Regions from separate parts of the Homo sapiens genome. Here all the other regions are linked to region 3. Evidence: chromatin loops called from intact Hi-C (ENCODE). Cell type or tissue: heart left ventricle. All regions are shown on one strand.

What was found. A loop is a pair of places that touch in the nucleus more often than their neighbours do. Peaks named below come from ENCODE experiments on the same cell type or tissue, not always from the same donor. Only the 100,000 strongest peaks of a DNase experiment are listed, where the experiment ranks them.
Region 1: it touches region 3 in a loop (2.5-fold over the local background); 21 of 110 quality-filtered maps call a loop at or near these places.
Region 2: it touches region 3 in a loop (4-fold over the local background); 31 of 110 quality-filtered maps call a loop at or near these places.

Annotation. Positions count from the first base shown.
Region 1 is chr3:16,117,534-16,125,533 of GRCh38, forward strand. No RefSeq gene overlaps it. Among named protein-coding and RNA genes, the nearest start is that of GALNT15, 53 kb to the right of the region's middle. In heart left ventricle, no CTCF peak of the experiment used is centred here; no DNase peak of the experiment used is centred here.
Region 2 is chr3:16,546,904-16,554,903 of GRCh38, forward strand. No RefSeq gene overlaps it. Among named protein-coding and RNA genes, the nearest start is that of LINC00690, 15 kb to the left of the region's middle. In heart left ventricle, CTCF peaks have their summits at 4,058 (motif pointing left) and 4,257; no DNase peak of the experiment used is centred here; H3K4me3 peaks cover 443 bases; H3K27ac peaks cover 1,605 bases.
Region 3 is chr3:16,046,471-16,054,470 of GRCh38, forward strand. No RefSeq gene overlaps it. Among named protein-coding and RNA genes, the nearest start is that of GALNT15, 120 kb to the right of the region's middle. In heart left ventricle, a CTCF peak has its summit at 2,406 (motif pointing right); a DNase peak (open chromatin) is centred at 4,856; H3K4me3 peaks cover 305 bases; H3K27ac peaks cover 2,346 bases.

The sequences.
Region 1 (8,000 bases), 71 kb after region 3:
GTGATCTTACATCCTAAAACAACTCATTCTGACAGATTTTATATATATATAAAAAATATATATAAAATATATATATAATATATATAAAATATATATATAATATATATAAAATATATATATAATATATATAAAATATATATATAATATATATAAAATATATATATAATATATATAAAATATATATATAATATATATAATATATATATAAAATATATATATAATATATATATAAAATATATATATAATATATATAATATATATATAAAATATATATAAAATATATATAATATACATATAAAATATATATAATATATATAAAAATATATATAATATATATAAAATATATATAAAATATATATAATATATATAAAATATATATAATATATATATATATATAAAATATATATAATATATATAAAATATATAATATATATAATATATATAAAATATATAATATATATAATATATATAAAATATATAATATATATAATATATATATAAAATATATATAATATATATAATATATATATAAAATATATATAATATATGTAAAATAAATATATAAAAAAAAATATAATATATATATATATACATATATATATATATTTTTTGAGATGGAGTCTCCCTCCGTTGCCCAGGCTGGAGTACAGTGGCACGATCTCGGCTCACTGCAACCTCTGCCTCTCAGGTTCTGATTGTCCTGCCTCAGTCTCTGGAGTAGCTGGGATTACAGGTACACACCACCATGCCTGGCTAATTTTTGTATTTTCAGTGGAGGCGGGGGTTTTACCATGTTGGCCAGGCTAGTCTCGAACTCCTGACCTCAGGTGATCCACCCACCTTGGCCTCCCAAAGTGCTGGGATTACAGGCGTGAGCCACTGCACCTGGCCAGATTATATATTTTTTATTTTACAAAAGAGACACGAGTTTCAGAAGTGATAAGTGACTCTCCTGAGGCCACCCCACTAACTGGTGCCAGAGCTGGGATTCAGACTCCATCCAGCTGGCCCAGAGCTGAGCTTCTCGCCCTGCACTGCCCCACCCCCGCCATCCCCACCTCTGATCACCTCCCGTCAGCACTGACACAAGAAGGCAGAGCGCGGCTCGCCTGACCTCAGCTGGGAATGTGGGCATTCAGTGACTCTAAGGTCTTGGTTCCCTGCATATGTCCACGAATGACCACAAAAGTGCTACAAATACTGATTTGGGGGTTACAAATAAATGTTAGGGAGTAGGTGAATTTGCAAATACAGAACCTGTGAATAATTAAGATCAGCTGTACATTTTTCCTATTCTCCATGAGAACTAGCCTCCCCTTCTTCCCATCCTTGCCCTTTTCTCCCACAATTTTTGTTATCAGGGCTCTGAATTTTTCCAGAGTCGCTGATTAAAAAGCCTCTCCACGGGTGGATCACGAGGTCAGGAGATGGAGACCATCCTGGCTAACATGGTGAAACCCCGTCTCTACTAAAAATACAAAAACATTAGCCGGGCTCGGTGGCGGGTGCCTGTAGTCCCAGCTGCTCGGGACGCTGAGGCAGCAGAATGGCGTGAACCTGGGAGGCGGAGCTTGCAGTGAGCCGAGATTGCGCCACTGCACTCCAGCCTGGGCGACAGAGCCAGACTCCGTCAAAAAAAAAAAAAAAAAAAAAAAAAGCCTCTCCAAAAACGTCATCAAAATATACATCTATGCAGGCTAATGACAGCCCTAAAGAGCCAGATGGACATGCGTGTGTGGACATATGGAGACACATTTGATCTTCGTGGGCCCAGCCAGCACCATTCCTCATGGCTTTGTGAGGACCTGGAAGACAAGGCAGATCATGGGAATGTCTCTGGCCAACACTTTATAGGGTTTCAGAATAAATAGGAAAAAGGGAGTACTAATTTATGGCAAGGGAATTAGGCTGCATGGAAGATGAATCAACGTGATCTGCTCAAAATGGACAGGATATTCTGCTAGGGCAGGATAATTTTTGTGGAATTTGGGGAAATAAAAAAGTGTGCAAGTACCTTTATCTTGAAAAATTGTATCGTAATTCTTATACCATTATCTCGTATCCTGCTCCTTCAATCCCAATCTCTTTTCACAATAGAATATTATTTTTTCCGATTTTATGGGGATTAAAATGTCTTTTTGCCATGTCTTTTTTGACCTAGACTCAGACCATCATTTCTCCAATATTATTGGTTATACATATTGGGCCTATTCAGTGTGGGAGGGGACCACACCGAGCGTGAAAACCAAGATGAGAGAATCACGGGGGGTCATCTTGGAGGCTTGACTGCCATGTTGAGTTACTCCCTTGCTCAAGAACTGTCACTGGTTCCTTATTGCCTGGCTCTAAGGTACAAATTCAGAACTCAACTGATCCTCTTTCATTAACTCCACTTTCTAAGCCCCATTTCTCTGTCTTATAAGGTTTGCAGGCTGCTGATCCCCACACACAATATGTCCCTCCCCACCTTTGACTATGCCACTGCCCCCAGCTTAAAGCATTCTTCCTGCTCATTTCACCATGTCAAGATCATCTTTCTCTGGATAGCATTCTGGACAGGAATAGGAACATCTGGAAGTCTTCCAAGGGATAATAATCTAATGAAAGAGGAAGCCAGGCTCCCAGGTGTCTTCCAGTGATGATTTTCAGAGGTCTAAGAAAAGGGATAATCCAGAGAGCCACTGTAGGGGACAGAGGAAGGAGACTTCTGTCACTCAGATTTGTCCTCAGCTAAGTCCTTTAGGGGTTTATATTGGAGTCCTGGAGGAGAATGAGAAGCTGGGAGCAAGGAAGCATTCCAAAAGCTGCTCTCCCACTTATTCTGTGAGCCATAAAGCTAAAAGCCATATGAGGTTGGCCCTCATGTGACAAAGTATGATGAAAACAGAGAGAGAGAGAGAGAATGATAGAGATTCTCAGGGTATCAGAGGCACCAGCAAGGAGATCCTAGCCCAGTGCAGACCCCTGGAAACACCCTCACAGACATCATGGACATTACCAACATGAGTTGCAGCAGGATTGGGGAACATGGTGGCTGCCACAGATGGCCAAGAGAACTTTTCTAACAGCACATCTGAGCCACTCACTGTGTGCTCCCAGAAGTGATTGCCTTGCAGGAGGCTGGGGGTCCTGCAACAGCAAGCCTGGGTGAGAGCTAAATAAATGTGGGGCTTTGTTACGTATGCGACTCCACTGTACTCCCCAGAGCAGCCCATGTCATTTCTCCTGTGGGGCTGAGAGTGAGTGCAATTCATCCCCTTGGTGGAGCTTCCAAAGGCTTCAGAAAAACAGGTGAATTGTGAGTGGCCCATTTAATTTCAGTAAACAGAGAAACTCATCCCCTGCAACCTCCCCAAACAAAACCCCTCAGAGTGGATCCCTGTGTTGATGACTAGGAGGAAGAAATGTTTGCATGGTAAAAGGAATTCTTTCTCAAGGGCGGGGATAAAAAGGGGAGGAAAAACTAACTATACCTTTACCTCTATAAGCAACGGTGGAAAATAGAAGGTGTGGCATTTCTTTGTATCACTGAAGACAAAATCAACATCTTAATTTATCATCACTCTCATAGCCGTTGACAAGGCTATGATAACATTGAGTCCTTGGCCTCTAAGAGATTTTAATCTGGTAGGGGAATTCTTAAAACAGCATTAGCTGAGTGAGAGCCAAAGTGGGGTCAGGAGAGAGGATGGGGAAGGAAGTGCTGAGAGGCCTCAGACAACAAAGATGTCAGAGTTCCCAAGAGGGGCCATCTCTGAGGGCCGGATTCAGGGGACCTTGGGGGAAGGGTTACAGGAGCTACATCTCAGGGGCTAGGTTTGGCAAGTGGGGTTTAATGCAAGGGAGAGGAAACCAGGGAAAGGCATTCTGGACCTCATAGGTAAAGTTATAAAAGTTTCCCTAGAATCTCTGCTGGTGTCTGGGACATGTTCAGCCAAGGCCTTTCTTTTGCTGTGATGGTGCAAATACCAGGTCCAGCCCAGAGTGAAAACAGCTGTGTGTCTCTCATGTGCCCCCTACCTCGTGTGTTTCCATTAACTCATCTGCACATTGTTCAATGACAATTATGCTTTCTGGCTACTCACCTATTTAAACCCTCAGACTGTAATGGCAAATACAATAAATCTCCACAGTGGCAACTAAATATTGTCTGCAGAAATTGTGGCAGTTTGAGTCATGATGCTGAGGATGTGAGGTTTGCTTGGGTAGATCTCCTAGTGCAGGCCAGGAATGGGTCAGAAACCTTCCCTAGAAAGAACATGTTCTTCAGATGTTACAGGGCAAGTGTGGTGACCAGGAGAAACTCCAGACATGTTGAGTGGCAAATGGGACAGGTAGACAGCACTAGGTGGAGTCTTGGGAGGACAGCAAGGACCAGGCATGAGGAAACGGTGTCATCTTTACCAGTTCCTGATTTTCCAGTGGCATTTGCAGGCTTAGAGGTGGAGTCACTGCTCTTGGTTAACCAGCCCCAGGGTCCTGTATTATGCCTGTATTTTCCCTACACATTAAAAAAAAAGTACCTGTATTAATTCTCCTCATAGTAAGGGGAAAAATAGCCAGGTTTTTGAAAGACTTAGGAGGAGCGGTAGAAAACTGCCTTCCAGTGGCAGTCAAAGAAAGAATGGTTGATCTTCAGTCTGGACTCGTTGCTCTGAGGACAAAGATGGCTTTAGTTTTCTCTTCATAAGATCAAGGGCTAGCAGCCAAACCAACCAGCCAACCCACCAAATACTCTATTTAGTATCCAAACTCTGGCTGCAAATTCATAATTAACCAAGCCAAGGGAAAGGCAGAGGGGAATGAATGTTTGTCCAGGCTCAGCAGGCAATAGGAAAGTAATGCTGTGTGCTCTGGGAGAGCTGCAGGCCTTGCTACTGAGGACACGTGACTCTAAGGTCTGCTTTATTACCCCAACCTTTCAGTTGTTAAACATCTTGTGAATTATAAAAGAATGATCCTTATCACATCCCACAAGCCTTCCTGGTTTGGCTATGGTTCCTTATTCCTGCCTGGGGTCTTTACCATTGTCCCTCTACTTGGAATGCTTTTCCCCTGTTCTTCACTTACATAGCATCTACTTAGCCTTTGGGTCTCAGGCAAATGTTACTCCCTCAGTGAGTCCTATTGGACTGATCAACTGGGACTGTGTTTGATTGCAAGTGAGAGAAAACTCAACTTCTGAAGCTTAAAAAAGTGGGGTTTATTTTCCTAACTTAAGAGGTAGGCAGAGGTACAGAGTGCAAGCTGAGCCACAGCTTGACGATGTTGTCAAGAACCAGGCTTTTCCTGTCTTTCCATCCCTCTGTCCTTACAGTACTTGGCATGCTGCCTCGTGGTTGCAAGACAGCTGCCATGCCTCCAGGCATCACCTCTACACTTCAGTCTGGAAGAAGAGGAAAGGACAAAGAAGAAAGGATAAAGAACAAGGGCTGTTACAACTAGGTCTATTTTTTTTTATCAGAAAACCAAAATATTTTAGGAAGGTCTAATTAACAGACTTTGGCTTTCATTTTATTGGCCAGAAATAGATTACATGGCCTCTCCACAACCAATCACTGGTCAAGGGAAATAAGAATTCAAAGACTGCTTAGAACAACTTCAAGTCATCCCTTGAGCTGGGTAAAGGCCTGTACTCTCCAAGACAAAAGGATCCCTAGGTACTTGAAATAATCAGGGTTGTGTTAGCAACAAATGTTGTCTGTTATGTCCTCCCTAGCTATCCAATGAAATGAGCCCCTTATACTCTCAATGCCCTTGCTGCAATTTGCCATTATATGTTCATTTATGTGTTTACTTGTATAACACCTAAATGCCGCACTAGACTTAAAGCTGCAGGAGGGAAGATACTATAAATGCTTTGTTCCCTATTCAACACCTAGCATAGCACTGAGCATATGGTAAGCTCTACAGGCATCTTTATTGAACCAATGAAAGAAACAGGCTAGGTGTGGTGGCTCACACCTGTAATCCCAGCACTTTGGGAGGCCAAGGTAGGAGGATCGCTTGAGGCCAGGAGTTAGAGACCTCAGCTTGGGCAACATAGTGAGATCCCATCTCTACAAAAAATACAAAAACTGGTTGGGCATGTTGGTATGCACCTGTAGTCCTAGCTACTCAAGATACTGAGGCAGAAGGATGGCTTGAACCCAGGAGTTGAGGCTGCAGTGAGCCGTGATTACACCACTGCACTCCAGCCTGGGCAACAGAGTGAGACCCTGTCTCAAAAAAAAAAAAAAAAAATCCTTGCTAAAGAGGTCATGCAATATGCACAGAAATAGCTGAAATAGCTCCTGTAACAGGGACCTGCTTCTCTACTTTTGCAGCACTTGATGTTTCTGGTTAGAGAATTCTTCCTAATGTTGATCTGACTCTCTGTGATTTCCACCCTTATCATGGGCTGAATTGTGTCCCCACAAAATTCATGTTTTGAATTCCTAACTCCCAGCGCTTTAGCTTCAGAAGATGACTGTATTTGGAGATGGGGGTCTTTAAAGGGGTAATTAAGGTTAAATGAGGTCACTGGGGTGGGCCCCACTCCAATTTGACTGATGTCAAAGAAGAGATGAAGGCAGAGACAGGCCTAGAGGGAAGAACACATGAAGACACATGCGGAAGACAGCCATGGCAAACCAGGGAGAGAAGCCTCAGAAGAAACCAGCTCTGCCGAGACCTTCATCTAAGATGTCTAGCTTCCAGAAAAGCAAGAAAATAAATGTCTGTTGTTGAAGTCACCCAGTCTGGAATACTTTGTTGTGGCAGCCCTTGAAGACAAGTACAGCCCCTCTCCGTTGCAGACCATCACAATCTTCAAGACACCCATCATATCAGCTCTGCAAAGTCTGTTTTTGTAAATACATTTTGTAGCAGGGCACCAAGTCAGCTCCCCTCTAACTCCAAAACTTGTGTCCTTTTTCTTTATCAAAGCAGCCAAGTGGAAGATAGGCAGGGGATATAATTTGCTTGTGTGCTAGTTTCTTTCCCTGAGGCAATAGTGACACTTTGCATTCTTGATCTTTCCTTGGATTGGTGATAGTAGAACAGTTCTCACTTGGGTTTTCTTCCAGAGCATTCGTGGGTTAACATCCTTTCTCCAATTCTTATAAGCAAATAATAGCCAAATGTGATTCATTCTTGCCCGAAAATGTTGATCCTTAGAATGGATTTATGTAAGTGTCTCTGAATACAACAAATTTTCCTTTGTTAGTGATTTGTGGTAGCTAATGTCGTAATAGTGATCTCACTTCAGCAAGATATTGGCTCTCCCCTCATGAGTGGTATGTTAGTCAGCAACCACTACAATATGCTGCATGACAAACTACTTAAATCTTGTTTTAATGCCTGTGGGTTGACCAAGGCAGCTCTGCTTCAAGCTGAGGCTCAAGTTCATATTTTCTCTGCATCTCTCATTCTTGACCCAAGATTTGGGGCAGTGGTGACCTGGAGCATAATTGTCTAATGATGGAGGTTAGAGTCTCTTGGAGGGGGAGGCAGAAATATGATGGCCCTGAAAATGTAGGCCTGGAGTGAGCATATTTTCACTTCCACTCACATTTCATTGGCTAAGCAGTCACAAGAACAAGCCCAACATGAATGTGTCTGGGGATATCCCTCCTCCAGGGAGGGGATAAAAGGAGTGAATATTTGTTTAACAGTAATCTAGTCTACCGCAGGTGGTCAGGAGAGTCCTGGGGTAGAGGCCATCAGCCTGGGAAAGCCCTGGAAGCTAGGCTTCCATCAAGTAGTGGGGAGACCCCAGGGAAACTGGGAGTGGATAGATCTAAAGAATGAGGCAATTCTTGACCTTGGGAGGGTACAGAGTTAGAGCCCGAGTATTCAGAACTGTGGTGAACTCCAAAAGGCCAATGGTGTATCCAAGAGCAGGACTGTGGTCTGGGGAGTCTGCAGCATTTTGGAAGGTACCTGCTGGTGTGAGGGTGTATATACCTGTTGGAAGATCCCAGGTCAGGAGGTTAGAAAAAATACTCTCGAGGTGCTTC
Region 2 (8,000 bases), 500 kb after region 3:
CCTCATATAAGCTCCAGAGTAAATGGGAAGGGAGAACTAGACTCTGCCAGCAATAGCAGAAAGATCATCATGTAGATTGGGTTGCTCAGATATTTACAGATATTTGTCAAAAACCTGAAGTCAGTGTCATTCATCTTCCCTTTTGAAGGTTAAGTGTGTTTGTTTTTGTTTCCATGACAAGCCTACATTAAAATTGGATTAGGGGCAATGTTCAGAAAAAATCACAGATGCTCAGGGCAGTGTATTCATTGTGTTTACATGGAGTAAAATGCTTTGTCCCAAGATTATTTTACTTCGTCCATTTAGAAAGGTCTCCTGTGACTTGCATAAATGTGGAAGAAAGCTTCGTCATTTCTTTATAGACAGGATAGTTTGATGACATTTTAAAATATCAGTCATAATAAATTAGGGAGACTCCTAACTTAAATCTGTGCTACGAAGGGCCACTGAGGACAGTGAGGTGTGCCCCCACAGCCAAAAACTTTGTATAGCTTTAATTTCAGTACAGAGGTAAATCGGCTTTTGCTTTTGGATTTAAGATTTGGCAAGCATGTGAAATTAAGTATCACTTAGGGGGATTTTTTTACAGAGGGAAGCTAGGAGATTATGAGTGTTAGGGCTTATAGTTTAAATCTGCAATTAGCATAAATATGCAAAGGTCACCCTAAAGAGATGCATGCCCCTATTATCTGTAGAGGTAGGCGTAAGAAGTGGAGAGAAATGGCAAACAGAGTTTTGCAAACAAATGTGCGGTGGGAATTCAGATTTTCATGTACGTGTTGCATCTGTGGCCTAGAAGAAATCAGACACATGGCCTAGGAGAAATCAAGAGTGAGAAATCACCAGCCCACAGAGGAGATGTCACTGACCTTGAGGCTAACAGAAGTAAATGACAATTGTGGCAACAGCTGTTGGTCACCAACTCAACAGTGATTACCACCTTCTTCTTTGTTAATAGAAAATGATTTCTGTTCAGGAACTGAGCAGCAGATAGTTCTTGGAATCTGGACCCCATTGAAGTTTCAAGGTGTAAACCTTGATCAGTCTGTGTCCAAAATTGTAGTTCTGTTTCCCTTGTTAGTGATGAGTTCAGGATGGGGCATGTGCCACAATTGTAGTCAATGAGAAGTCTGCTGGAGGTACTTCTAGAAGAGTTTTCCTTAATCTCAAAAAAGAAGAAATCACAGAGACTTTCTGTTTCTGTCATTTGGATGTTGCTGGGAGATAATGTGATGCTTGGAGCTGTTGCAGCCATTTTGCAATCATGAGGGAAGAAGCCTGAGGCAAAGGCAACATGCTTAGGGTAGCAGAATAGGAATATCGACAAATCTAGACTCCTATATTAGGTTGAGCTGCTAAACCAATCAATGCCAGTACTGCCTCCCTACAAACTTAGTACCTAGTCACTCAGAGATGAGACTATGGAGTCAGACTTCCTAGGTTCAAATTCTAACTTTACCACTTACCAGTTGTGTGACTTTGGACTTCTCTGTGCCTCATATTTCTGATTTGTATACCTACCCTGTAGTATTCGTTTTAGAATTAAATGAATTGATATGTGGAGAATGCTAGAACCATAACTGATCACTCAAACATTTAACATTTTTTTATCATTTAAGACATTTTGTGTTGCATCTTCTAGTTGTTGCTTTTGAAAGCATCCTATGTAACACAGCAACTTTCAGTTAACCTTTCTCCTGTCAAAAAGTTAGGAAACTAACAACAAAAAGGCAAACCATCCCTTAAACAATGAAAAAAGGACTTGAATAGATATTTCTCCAAAGAAGACAGACCATGGCCCACAAACACATGAAAACACACTCAGTATCATTCATCATTAGGGGAATGCAAATAAAAATGAGGCACCGCTGCACACTCATTAGGATGGGAATAATTTTAAAAAAAAAGAAAACAGAAAATAGCGAGTATGGGTGAGGATGTGGAGAAACTGGAATTTGTATATTGCTGGTGGGAATGTAATACGGTTCAGCCACTGTGGGAAACAGTTGGCGGTTCCTCAAATGACTCAACACAGCATCACCACAGGACCCAGCAATTCCACTCCTAGGTGTCTGTACCCAAAAGAATTGAAAACAGGGACACAAGTACATGTATACACATGTTCATGGCAGCACAGTAGCCAAAAGGTGGAAGCAAACCACATGTCCATTGATGGATGAATGGATAAATTAATTGTGATATATACATACAGTGGAATAATATTCAGCCATAATAAATTAGAAAAAAATGATGAGAAATGGGAAAAATATCCCATTTACAAAAGCAACCAAAATCAAATACTCAGGATCAAACACAGAAGAAAAACAAAACGACCTAAGGACATGGAAGAAGACTTGAAATGCAGGGAAACATCACGCACCTGAATGAGAAGGCTCGGGGCCGACATAATGTCAATTATTTCCAAATCAATCTGTGAATTTAATCCATCTTTAATTTTTTAACTTGACAAACTGATTTTTAAATTCTACTCAAAGAATAAATATGTGAAAGTAACTAAAATAATTTTTTTTAAAAGGAGCCAGGTGTGGTGGTTACGGGACTGTATTTCTAGTTACTCTGGAGGCTGAACTGAGACAGAAGGATTGCTTGAGCCCAGAAGTTTAAGACCAGCCTGGGCAACATAGTGAGACCCCATTTAAAAAATTAAAGGGGATAGCTGTTACTAGATAGTAAGATATATTTCAAAATTACTCTAATTTGGGAATTTGATACCAACATAGGAATGAGAAAATTGATTACTGAACCAGAAATCAGAATTTATCATATACTGATTGGTATGTGCAATTGGTAGGAAAAGGAAAGATTAATTAAATAGTCTGGGAACAACCGGCTTGAAACTAATATACTAAAATAAATTCCACAGGGATTAAATACAAAAATAAAACTACAATAGAACTCAAAGAAAATACAAGTAAATATTTTCCCATTTACCAGAACTCATCCATATGGCTCAACTCAACCGCAGGGGAGGCTTGAAAACGTGTGTGGCTCTTTGGGAAGCACTCACTGTTACTGCCATAGATACCTAACCTATTTCTAGGAATGAGGGAAAGGATGAAACAAAGGATTGAAACCGAAGGGCTTTCTGCCTATCCTTATGTTTATCAAAAAATTCCAATACCCAAAATACACCATCCCACAATTATAATTGGTTGCATAGGCAAAGCTTCTCTTTCTCATTTGATAATCCTGTATATCTTTATAAGGAGCACATTTTTAGCTGATATTCCAGCTGCATATTGGAATTACATCTGTTCTCATTCTCTTGTTAATAATGTTAATAACGAAGCTTGACTAATAAATTGCAAGGGCTAACTTTGGAGTGACTGGTTCAAAATTCCTTGCTAGTGAGGAAAACAAAAGAACAAATATATTTTAAGAATAGATCCACCATAATAACATGCTGATGGTCAAAACTGATCAGGTAATTTGGATGAAGCCTCACACCTTCTTACACTTTGCAAAAGAAATAGCAGGAAAGGACAGACAAGCCTGGGCTCCTGTTCAGCCCTGGGGAGGAAGCAGGTACAATGGAGCTGGCAGTGTGGTCATTCCTGCTGTGCCAAGCCAATTTGCTTGAACTTGAAACAGAAGTGTTAACCTCACGGCACGCAAGTCCACCCATCCTCTGCTTTTGCCCTCCTTGGGGGCTTTCAGTGGCGCTTGTTGGGGGGAGAAAAAGGTGCTTGTTTTATTCCCAGTTGTACAGAGCAGCTGATCAGTGTCTGCACGACTTCTTGAACAAAGAATGTATTTCAGACCTTCTTATTGCTTGCTTACTTCATTTAACATTTAACAGATGTCAGTTGTGACACACACACACTTTCTCCCTAGGCAATGGATTAAGGCAAATTTCATTTTATGCCTGGCACGAAAGCCATGCTACATTGTATATTGAAAGACTTTTTTTTTTTTTTAAGAGAGAAAGAGGGGAAAAACAATTCTGCCTTAAAATCCCTAATAATGCAAGAAAACCAATTTCCGCAAAGGCATTGTCCTGGAAAGCTTTGTTGGTTTATGGTGCCACCTAATGGGGATGTGTCAGATTACACAAGGGCTATTGCATCAGGTCGCACACCCTGTCATGGTGAACACACTGGTGGTGTGTGGCTGGGAATGCAGTTTATGCAGATGCCTGTGCTGGATGAGATGTTATCGTCACGTACTGTGTCTATGTCTAGTTATTTAACCTTGGGCAAGTCCCTCCACGCCTCTGAACTCAAGGATCCTCACCTAAAGGAGGCTTCTGGATGCCTTCTTTGTGAGACTGTTCACAGGACAAAGAAAAGGTGTACTTGGCTGGGCGAGGTGGCTCATGTCTGCAATCCCAACACTTTGGGAGGCTGAGGCAGGAGGATCACTTGAGGCCAGAAGTTTGAGACCAGCCTGGGCAAGATGGCAAGACCCCATTTCTACAAAATAAAAATTAAAAAATTAGCTGGGTGTGGTGTGTGAGCCTGTATCATACTCCATATCTGGGTAACAGAGAGACTCTGTCAAGAAAGAAAGAAAGAGAAGAAAGAGGAGAAAGAAAGATGAGAAAGAAAGAAAAAAGAGAAAGAGAAAAAAGAAATAAAGAAAAGGAAGAGAGAGAAGGAAAGAGAGGGAGTGAGGAAGGAAAAGAAGGAAGGGAGCAAGGAAACAAAGGAAGAAAAAGAGGGAAGGAAGAAGGAAGGAAAAAGAGAAAGAAAAGAAAGAGAAAGAAGAAAGAGAAAGAAAGGAAGGAAGAAGAAAGAAAGAAAAAGAAAGAAAGAAAGGGGAAAGAAAAGGTATATTTGAAATGGAGACATAGCCCAAGGCTCTTAAACTCAGGGTTATGTCAGTCATGATGTAATAAAATCATGAGGCCCTACATATATTGTTTTTCTCCTTTTGGTATAAGCTTGGGTTTCAGAGCCATGTTTTTCGACGCCAGTAAAACTTCCAGCACTAGCATGGAAATGAACTGCAGTCGATGGCTGCCCTCAAGGTTGGAGAGGGGATAGGAAACTGGGGCTGCGTTGAACTGGACAACACTTGTCTGGTCTCAGGTGGATGACTGGTGTCAGCCCAGAATGGCCAGGAGGTGTGGCAAGATTTTCCTGTTTGCCTAAAGAAAGTAACCACTTGGGATCTCCTGCTTGTAAATGTTGGCCCAAGTTTTTGAACTCTACAGGGGCTAAAGAAATCATCCCCGAGGACTGAGTTCAGCTTGTGGGTCTCCAGCTTGCGCTCTCTGCTGTTCATTGCTATAGTCTTGCAAGAAGGTGGGTGCTAGGTGTGGAGCCCACTCTATCCAGGGTACTCTATCTGTGGGGAAGGGGGGCTCAATGCTCCATGTCTTGGGGGAGGATAGTGGGAATCTAGTGGCAGAATCAGGAGTGGGGACCTGAATCATTATGTTACTGGCCTGAGGCCAGAAGCTCAGCCTGGTGGAGGCCTAGGTAAGGCCTTCCCTGGTTGTCAATCCTCCTTCCTCGCCACCATGTCTTTCTCTCCTCTTCCTTGGAACGGCTTTCCCTGAAGCCTCCAGGCTTCTCTGATGAGATCCCCTCAAGAGCTAAACAGTTACTGGACACCATTGAGAAGAGTGCCAGACTGAGAGTCAGACCTGTGCATACACACTTGCTGTGTGGCCTTGAGGGGGAACCTCCACCTCTCTGAGTCTTTGTTTCCTCATTTATAAAGTGGGGAGGAAGAGAAAAGCCTTTCCCAGCTTCTCAGGATGGCACCTGGGTACAGATCATAGAGATGATGCATGAGGCGTGCTTTGTGAACTTGAAAGTGCTGAGCAGTACTTGGTTATTGTAAAACAATGACATCTACTTTGAATAATTCTTAAATCCTGGTACAGAATTAAGAAAGGATCATCTATTCATTTAGTCAACTATTTGTTCAAGAAATACGTACTGAGCCTCCATTATGTGCCAGGTACGTCTAAGCAATGACTAAGACAGACATGGATTGCCTGTCATGGAATGTCAATTCTAGAGTAGGAGGTAGAGAATAGGGAAGAAAGGAGGGAAAGAGGGAAGGAGGGAAGGAAGGAAGGAAGAAGGGAAAGAAGGAAGAAGGAAAGGAAGGGAAGGGGGGAAGGACAGAAGGAATGAGGGAGGGAGGAAAGGAAGGAAGGAAAGAAGGAGGGGAGAAGGGGAGGAGGGAGGGAGGGAAGGAAAGAAGGCGGCTTGAAATTGGCCATGATGAGTATTTACACCACCAACATTGAAAAACTCAGTAAATCAGGGTCCTTCCTGCAGGCTGACTTTTAAATATTTGCCATCAACTACTGAAGCCAGAGATTAGAGTGAGGAGCCAGAGGAGGATTCTGAGTGCAGGAGAAACACAATTTGCTATCAATTTTATCCATTTTTCAAAGTTTCCTCTTCATGATGTGGAGAATAGGCTGCAGCCAGGCACAGCAGCAGCGGGAGTATCAGCCTAGAAGGCTGTGAAATAACACAGGCATGAGATGCAAGGTTGGGCTAGCAATGGAGTAGCCAAACACGGATGGTTGGGATATGATGGGGGGCAAGGCTGATGGCATTCATTTGTGGATTGGCTGTGGGGTAAAGATAGAGACACAGCTGGTGAATCATACAGACACACTCTGTTCATGAAGAGCTTACACTTTAGTGGGAGAAACAAAGCAGGCAGTCAGCTAGGACTCCCACAAATATTTAGTTATAGTGGCTCTCGATGACATATAACGCAGGGAAACCTAGCCAAGTTTGGAAATGACATTTAAGCTTTGCTAAGGTGAGGTACGGTACAATCACACACCCATGGAGATATTTACATATTTCCTCCACAACTGATTTGGTTCTGCAAACATGCAAGGCCCCAAACATGTCATTCGCTAGTAATGGACTATGGCAAGGAGGAATCAGGAACGTGGAAGCTTTCAAAAATTGCCTACCCACCCAACTTCTGGGTTTTGCCTGTTCCGTCAGGATCCGCTGTGAGCTGCTAGGGTAATGGGGCAAACGGTGGAGATGCAAATGAAAATAGAAATGCTGAGAGAACAGGTTATCTAGTGGAAAGAGGGTGCCAAAGGAAGCAGGGTAGCTAGTGTGAGTGGACTGTTTGATACAGTTTGGGAAAGAGAAAGTTTTGGAGGAGAGCAGGTACCCTGATAAGGGGAGTCTTGAGGAAGCAGATAGGCGATGAGTTTCTTCAGGGCTGATGAATGGTTGTGTTATTCAACCGGTTCTGCACTGACCACCATGTGACTTTGCTCCTAAGAAAAAGCAGAATATATTTCCCCACCCCTGGATTTGGGGTTTGGCCATGTAATTTGCTTTGGCTGAAAGACGGAGATGAATGGGAGTGACAGGGAGCCAGTTATGAGATTTCTGCCTTAAAGGCTTTCCACATTTGCCATTGCCATCTGCCATTGTTTGCCACACGAGGAGAATGAGAGACACACGCTGCAGAGCCAGCCCAGCTGAGCCCTGCCTATGTCAGCCAAAAAGCAGCTGACCTGCAGACATGAGAGCAGTTATAAATGATCATTGCTTTACCCTGCCGAGTCTTGAGGAGGTTTTTGCACAGCAACAGCTGACTAATGCAGGGCTTTACTGTGTGTCCCACAGTGTAGTTTGGCTTTTCCTCATTTGACTTAAGTAGAGACTTTAATTAGTTCTAAATGCTTTCCAAATGGTTACTATTTCTTTTGATAGTATTGAAACTGCCTTTGCAAAAACTATGTCAGTGAGAAAAATTATAACAGTAAGCTGAGCTAAATTGTTGCAGGTAGTTAGATGGGCATGAGCGGGGCAGGAGAGTGCTCTTCCCCCACCTACTAGGAATGTCAGGTGATGGTCTGACAGCTATCACACTGTCTCTGTAAAAATGGTCATGCGGGGACCTGGGTGCCGTGGCTCACACCTGTAATCCTAACACTTTGGGAGGTGGAGACTGACAGATAGCTTGAGTCCAGGAATTCAAGACCAGCCTGGACAACAAGGCGAAATCCTGTCTCTACAAAAAATACAGAAATT
Region 3 (8,000 bases):
TTTTCAGAGAGTTGGTTTTTAACGTAACAGCACACTGCCGGATTAAAATTATGCTAGCAGGAGTGATATGTATTTCAACTGTACGTGTGTATGTATATGTTTGGTGTGGTGGTGGTGGTGGTGCTGTGTGTGTGCATGTGTGTGTGGTGTATGTGTATGTATTTTTTCAGCAAGATGTGGAGAAAAGCAAATTATAGCTCCCTAGTTAGAAATAGAATAAATGAGGATGAGAAATACAGCTTAATACTACATGAGGCAAAAAGGGTTTCCTATGACAAAGTACTTAAAAGAGTTATCAAACTTAAACATGTCATGAATTTTTCTTTTATAAATGGAAAACGTTCCAGGTTTGCTGACCTTTTTTGTGATGAAAGCGGTGTCAATAAAATGTACCTAAAAGATATTTGGAAAAAATAAATACACTTGTCTTTTCAAGGCCAAGGGTATGTTGTAACAAGGGTGCAAAAACAATAGCCTTTTAAATAAATTCATGCTTTGGGGAGAGTATACTGAAAATGGAGAGTGAAAGTGTCTCCAGGGTTATGTGATTTCGAGGCTGAAAATGACGTAAGCAGGCCATCTATAAAAACTATCGTATCTGTTTACTTTAAAAACTTGGAAACAGGATATTCTAACCTTATAAAAAATCTTCTAAAATAAACTGGTTTTTTAGTAATGTGAAAAGATAAATCTTCTAATTATTTTGTAAGTACAACTGATTGACATCAGGAAAAATGGAAATTATTAGCTGAATTTTAACAAAGACCTCTGCAAAATTGGTGAATGAGGCTGAAAATGATTTTCACTATTTTTAGGCATAGCCCATGAAGCACTTCTTTCATTTGTTATCTATGCATATTGGCGAAGCCCCTTTTCAGTTATTTCAAAGCCATGTACTGGAATAATGTGAATTTAGACCTAGGACTGCACACAGCAACCTCACAGTGTTAATGATTATTAAAATTCAAGCATATTTACCTTTGCTAAAACACATTTTTTAAAAAGTGAGAACACAAAGATGCTGTGCCCTAATAATTAAAATGAACATGAAAACATTTTTATGATAGGTTCACGGGGCACATTCGCAGGTTTGTTACAAAGGTTATATTGCATGATGCTGAGGTTTGGAGTACAATTGAACCTGTCACCCAGGTACAGTGCATAGTACCCAGTAGGATATTTTTCAACACTTACCCCTCCCTGGCCCCCTCTTGAATTTCTCAGTGTCTATTGTAAAATAATGTTCTAAAAAACAGTTTATTATTTATATTTTCCTTTTAAAATTCCAAAGTGTGGAATTTGGGCTGGCAGCATCGGCATCCCCTGGGAGTTTATTAGGACTGCAGATTCTCAAGCCCCACCCCAGGCCTCATCTTATTGCTTTGAGTTAAATGGAGGAATCCTCTGCGTGGATGAGTTTTGCCATAAGTACAATCAGGAGATGACAGAGCTACTTTGCTCTTTGGTGGGTGGGTAGGTGAGACGGTTGAGAGTGGTCTGTTCTTCTGGTTGAGATTTTGAAGACTAGAGTAGTTCTTGATATTTTGAAGTATATTTATATTAAAAGAGACTTTCTTGGAGTAGGTGAAGCCACTACATGGTGTAATTCCCAACCCTACCTTTATGATGGCACCAAATAGGATAATTCTGCAATAATACTAGCTAACATGTAACACTTACCATGTACCAGGCATTGTCCTAAGTTCTTCTTAGAGAAGAATTTGGGCCTGGTCAGTCTAGCTCCAGAGCCCATGAATAAACCATTATGCTATACTGCCTGGGTATAAAATATATAAAGGAATAAATACCCACAAATTAGGGATGCATCTGCAGATATTTTTATTGATGGGGAACAAGATTAAAAAAACATTTGGGGACACTAGGCTAGTGGATACCAGCTCAAATGCTACTGTGACATAAAAAACCTTTCCTAATCTGGCCCAGCCAATGTCCCTGACCCCACTTCTTGCTCTGCCCCCTTAAAACCTGTGCTCTAAATTCCACCATCTTGAACTGGCATCCTGGCAGCTCCCTGAATTCCTAATGCTTCCTTCCATCCCTGACTCCTATCTCTCCTTCAGAACTCAGCCTGGGTACCGCCTGCCTTTCCTAACTATTTAATATCTGCCCTTCCCCCAAAAGGCCAGTCCAGGCATCCTTTGTACACTCTCAGCATTGTCTGCATACTCTGCATGACATTTGTCCTACTATTTTATAATAATCTATTCACTTGTTTGTCTACCAGCCTTGAGGGCAGCACTCTATCTTGTTTATTTGTGTATGTCCTCGTGCAGAGCCTGGAACATATTAGGTGCTGTTTGCATGAATGAATGATTGACGAAAGAGAAAGCAACCATTGCCCTAGGAGTTGTTCTAGGATCTGTTATTTGTTTAATGGCCACCAGAGGGGGGCAGACGAACAGGGTCCAGTGCACAGCACCCATCTAGAACTCTGGGTAGAGAATGTAAATACTTATTCTAGGGCTGGAAGGGAAGTTCAATGGTCATGTAAAGCGTTCCTCTGTTTTAGACAAAAATTAAACAAACCTTTCCAGGTAAGCACAGTGATATTTAAAGTTTTAAGTCAAAAAGAATTGTTTGAATCTAGGCAGACTTTAAATCTGAAGAGTTGGATTCTGGTTCCAATTCTAACATTATTTAGCTTGTCTGATCTCAGATGAGACCCTTGGATTTTGGAGACTCAGTTTCTGAATCTGACAAATGGGTGACATACTCATTTTTTCTACCTCCTGGGAGTGTTTTGTGACCCACAGGTAATAATGCACACAAGCACCCTAAAAATGACAAGTAACAAATAAAGTATAATAAAAATCAGGGGCTAAATAAAAATAATTTCAATCTCCCTTGTTCAAAATTAGTTTTCTGAAATGTGAGCTGAAAGCCAAGTATAAGCATGGAGTTGAAATGAGCATGGACTTGTGTTGAGACCACAGATGCATCAAGATTTCAAGCTGTGCATTATTTAGGCCATTTTATTCATTTGGCTCCCATTTGACCACCTCAGCTGCACTGCCAGAGGCCAGCTAATCCCTCTGCATCTAGCATCATCTATGCCTGGATAATTCACGTATCTCACCACACATGTATATCATTTCTTTCTTTTGTAAATGTGCATGAATGTTGTTACAATGAATAAAACACAAATTCATAGAAAAACTTTCATGAGTTTCCAGTCACATTTACCATAATCTATTTTTTCTTAAGAGATGGGGTCTAGCTCTGTAGCCCAGGCTGGAGTGCAATGTCACAATCATAGTACACTGCAGCCTTGAACTCCTGGACTCAAGCAATCCTCCTGCCTCAGCCTCCTGAGTAGCTGGGACTACAGGTGTGCACCAGCATGCCCAGCTATTTTTTTTGTAGAGATGGGGGTCTCACTATGTGGCCCAGGCCAGTCTCCAGCTCCTGGTCTCAAGCAATCCTCCCACCTCGGCCTCCCAAAGTGCTGGGATTGTAGGCATGAGCCACTGCAGCTGGACCCATAATATATTTTAAAAATCAACATATATTTAAAAATATATTTAGGATTGAGTTGCATTATATGCATATTGAACCTATGCAAACATGACTCTGTGGGTTTAGCAAAACAAAAAGAAAAGAAAAAGAGAAAAAAGAAATTCTTACAAACAGCAAAACAGAAATTAAACCACCATCTTTTTTTTTGAGACAGAGTCTCACTCTGTCACCCAGGCTGGAGTGCAATGGTGCAATCTCGACTCACCGTAACCTCCGCCTCCTGGGTTCAAGGGATTCTCCTGCCTCAGCCTCCCGAGTAGCTGGGACTATAGGCATGTGCCACCACGCCTGGCTAATTTTGTATTTTTAGTAGAGATGGGGTTTCACCACGTTGATCAGGCTGGTCTTGCACTCCTGACCTCAGGTGGTCTGCCCACCTTGGCCTCCCAAAGTGCTGGGATCCCACAGTCTTTTAATAGAGTTGGTGATTTGGCTCCATGAAGGGATGGATGCCCAGGCTGAGCACAGATTGGTGGATGTGACTGCTTCCCCTCAGTGGGTTTCAGCTCTTGCCCAAACCTCTCATGATAGAGTGTATTTCTGTATTTGTCAGTAATTTAAGAAGTTTTAAAGGGAAACTTTTACATGAGCAATCATTTTGTCTTATATTTATCTTTTGAAGCCAGCTCACCATAGAAGATGCTACTCCACATGTGGAGGGAACATGACATTTTGGGGCACAAAATAGGAATCCATCAGTGGAAACACTGATCTAGCCTAGAAAACAGACTCCCAGTGCCTTCCCAGAGATTGGGGTGGAACCCAGACCTTTCTCGTTAAGATCAGTGCTCTTTCTACCCACAGCTGTGCTAGTTAACATGCCTTGCACTCTGGAGCCCATCCTCCCCGCAGGCCTGGGGGAATCCGTGAACGCCTAAACTGTGCATACAGCCGAGGCTACTCTTTCAGTACAGGCAGTCTATCCCCACGCAGACAGTTTTTACTCACAAATGTTTGTTTTTCAGGGTCCTGCCTGGTCATCATTTCCACTGTCTTTCATGTGTTACCTTTATATTGGAATCAGAATGTGAGCTGGAAGCAATTTTCAAGCCGGTTTTGAACCTCGGTCAGGGCAATCAGAGGCATGTGTGAAGAAATCGCTGAGGCTGGGCAGCCTTCAGGCCACCAGCACTTGGTTTCCTTTTCTCCCTTCCTCCCTCAGTAATGTGACGGCCAGATGCATCCTATGCCCCAGCACCACCTCACCCTCTGGCCTGGTTTTTGAGCTTCCTTTTCCTCTTGGGTGAGGCCATGTTTCCTTGATACTTCTGGCCTCTATTCCTTGAAGGCCGGAAGGCACTCTTGGGGCGGGGGAGGGCCAGTCCCTCGACATGGAGGGGAGGGTGCTGAGAGGGGTGGGGGCAGCAACAGCAGCTGGCAGGCCCAGGGTGTGAGCGGGCAGGCCTCTGTGGGCACCGGGACAATGGCTCGCTCACCCCCTCACCCTCTAAACTCAGCAAGGCTGAAGCGCTGTTTGGTGCTGGCTTCCCTCCTCTCTGGTGGGTGAAGAGGTCTCCCTATGAGGGGAAGTTCAGCATTGAGCTTCCACAGCAAACTCTCCAAATGCCAAAGGAGGCTGTGGAAATTAGGATTATCATGGCTCCAGAGGTTTACGGACCATCTTGAAAATCTGAGGTAGATTTTATCTGGGGTGGTGGAAGTTTTCTCTGGCTCCCATGGCTGGCTGGCTGGCCTGAGCTTCTATGGACAGAATTTTGTTAGATCCCAAGGAAAACTTGCCAATGCTGAGAGCTCGTAGACACCAGAATAGGTTGTGAAGACAGTGGAATCTACTTTGGCGGTCCTTAAAAATAGAATAACTTCTCTTCACTCTGTAATGGTCTGGAATGACAGTCTGTTAAAAAAAAAAAAAAAGGAAAACATGACAACCACAAAGCTCTTAATTTTCAACAACTCTTGAGTTTAAGCTGTTTTAGATTTGCTGCAAGTCCTCACATCCTTTGATTGCCTGTACAATATTAAACACATATTGAAGACGCTTTGCAACATGCCCAGATACTAGAGCTCCAACGCAGAGGAAGGAAATTAATATTTGGCAGAAAATCCCAGGGACACAACTTTGTTTGGAAAATTATGTCTACCACACAAATGGAAATTAAAATTCACCTCTGAGGGACTGATAGGATTTTTCCCCATTAAGTAACCTCCTACCTCTGTTTAATTGTGTAAGGAAGTTTGTAACCTCTGCATACTCTCGCCAGGCTCTGTCCTCATTTCCTCACCTCTTTTGTAATCTAGGTCCCAAGACTTCTAGAAGACTCTCTCGATGGGTCTTTATTCCCCAATCGCTGCTTTAACAGAGACATGTGGAGGCAGGAGACTGGGACGAGGGAGGCAGCTGAGAGGCAGTTAAGGGAACACTGAACCGAGACCCTCTTTCACTCCCTTTGCCTTCTCCAGCCATACCCTCGGACCTTGGTCCTCTATACTTGGCTATGGTTTCTGAACCCAAGCAATGACATGGGATCTGACAAGGGCAAGTGTACTTATGGGCAAAGCAGGATGTGGTGTACTTGAGACTGGTTCTGTCCCAGGGAATTGGGAATCCTAGTGATGGGTCACATACGAATCCCCTAACTAAAAAATCAGGTACATGCCAGTTCACTTCTTTAGACCTTGTTTGTGTGGCAAGAATGTCACATACAAAAGAATTCATGCATAGATGAGGCCATGTCAGTCATGACTTAGTGTGAGAGCCATTTTAGGATGTTGGGCAGCCCTGGGCATGCGATCTTTGGTGGCGTCTGCACCATCCCAAATGCAGTAAAAGGTCCTTCCACCTCCTTGGGAAGTACATGGATGTGGCAGTTGACATCATATAATGTTCAACGTGCACTTAAACATTTATTGAATTATATTTATTCTATTTGAGAGACAATATCATTTTTTTTAGGTCTCAAATATTTCTTAGGGCATTCAAAATTACTGTGCCTGTAGAGCCAGTGGATAAAATGTCCTAGGCATGGAACACTGGCCTAGAGGACTAGACATGAAAAATAAAGTATGCATACCCCTTTAGCAATACCCTGCAAATGCAAACATAAGCATGACCTTAAAATGTATGTTTATGGTGAGGAGAGGGCAGTGGTGCTGTTGAGAGAAGGAAGAGTCTCAAAATTTCCAGTGAGCAGAAATTACTTGACTCATCCTGACTGTCTTCTCATCCTGACTGTCTTCTCATTCTGACTGTCTTCCTTGGGAGTGAATGGAAAGTAATAATGTTAATTAAAGGGGAGCAAATGTCCTTAGGTTTGCCTTTATTTGGGGGAATAGTTTTTGTTTTATTTTTAGGGAACCTTCAGGCTGCTTCCCAATGATGGGGCCCATGACTTTGGCACTATAGTTCCCTCATCACAAAGTCTTCCACCATGAAGGTCTCTAGGACCCCCACCATAGGTATGAGACTCTTTCCATTTGTAAGGAATGGAGGGGAATACTCAGTTGAAAATTTGACGATGGGTATTCACATTCATTTTAAGGATACACAAGGAAAGTGAGGAGTGCTGTTTTGTCTCAGCAAGTGCACTGTTATCCACACGACAAATATTTGTTGAGCACCGACTGTGTGATGACTGTGTTCTAGGCTGTAAGGACTCTAGCAGTGAACAAGACAGATAAGGTTCCTACTTGCACGGAGCTTGTATGTTTGATGGATAAGAAACAAAGGGCATAAATGAATGAGGTGACTTCAGATGGTGGTAAGTGCTATGAAGGAAAGAATCTGGTAACATGGTAAAGAGGGATAGGGAGAAGGGTGTGAGGCTACTTTAGATTGCATGGTCTGAAAGATTTCTTAGGAAGTAGAATTGTAACCAAGCCTTGAGAGTTCTGAAGGAGCCAGCTGGGAGTAGGTCTGGGAGCAGAATTTTCCAGGCATAGGAAGGTACTGTTGCAATGCCCCTAAAACTTTGGCAAGTTTTAGGAACACAAAGAAAGCCAGTGGGGCAGAAGCATAGGGAGTAAGGGTGAGTGCTGGGAGATGAGGTCAGGCCCAGAGAAAACCACAATGTGTTCAACACTAGTCCCAGTGGTTGCACTGGTGCCCCAAATATCTTGTCCCCACAGAATTGAAATCAATTTTTTTCTACTCCATTAATTCTGTCACCCTCATGACTCAGTAGCTTTTTGAATGGGCTTCTCTCTCTCAGTGCCTCATCATGAACATCTTTCTGCTTTTCTATCCCTCTCTTAATTCATTTTGCATTAAAAATTCCCAAGGGTGAGGATCTGGGTATGTTGATTAATACTATCTAATAAGAAGTGGTCCTATTGGTCAGAGTCTCACACTAGGCTTTGTTATTGGCTGCTGGTCTCCCTTAGGTCCAGCTTCCTTGGCCTGGACTCCTGGTTCAATCAGTTGTGGCCAGGGTCTTATGACCTAGAGCTTGGCAACTTATTTTGAAGGAAACTGTAATAACTACTTTCATCAGGATCAAGTTGTG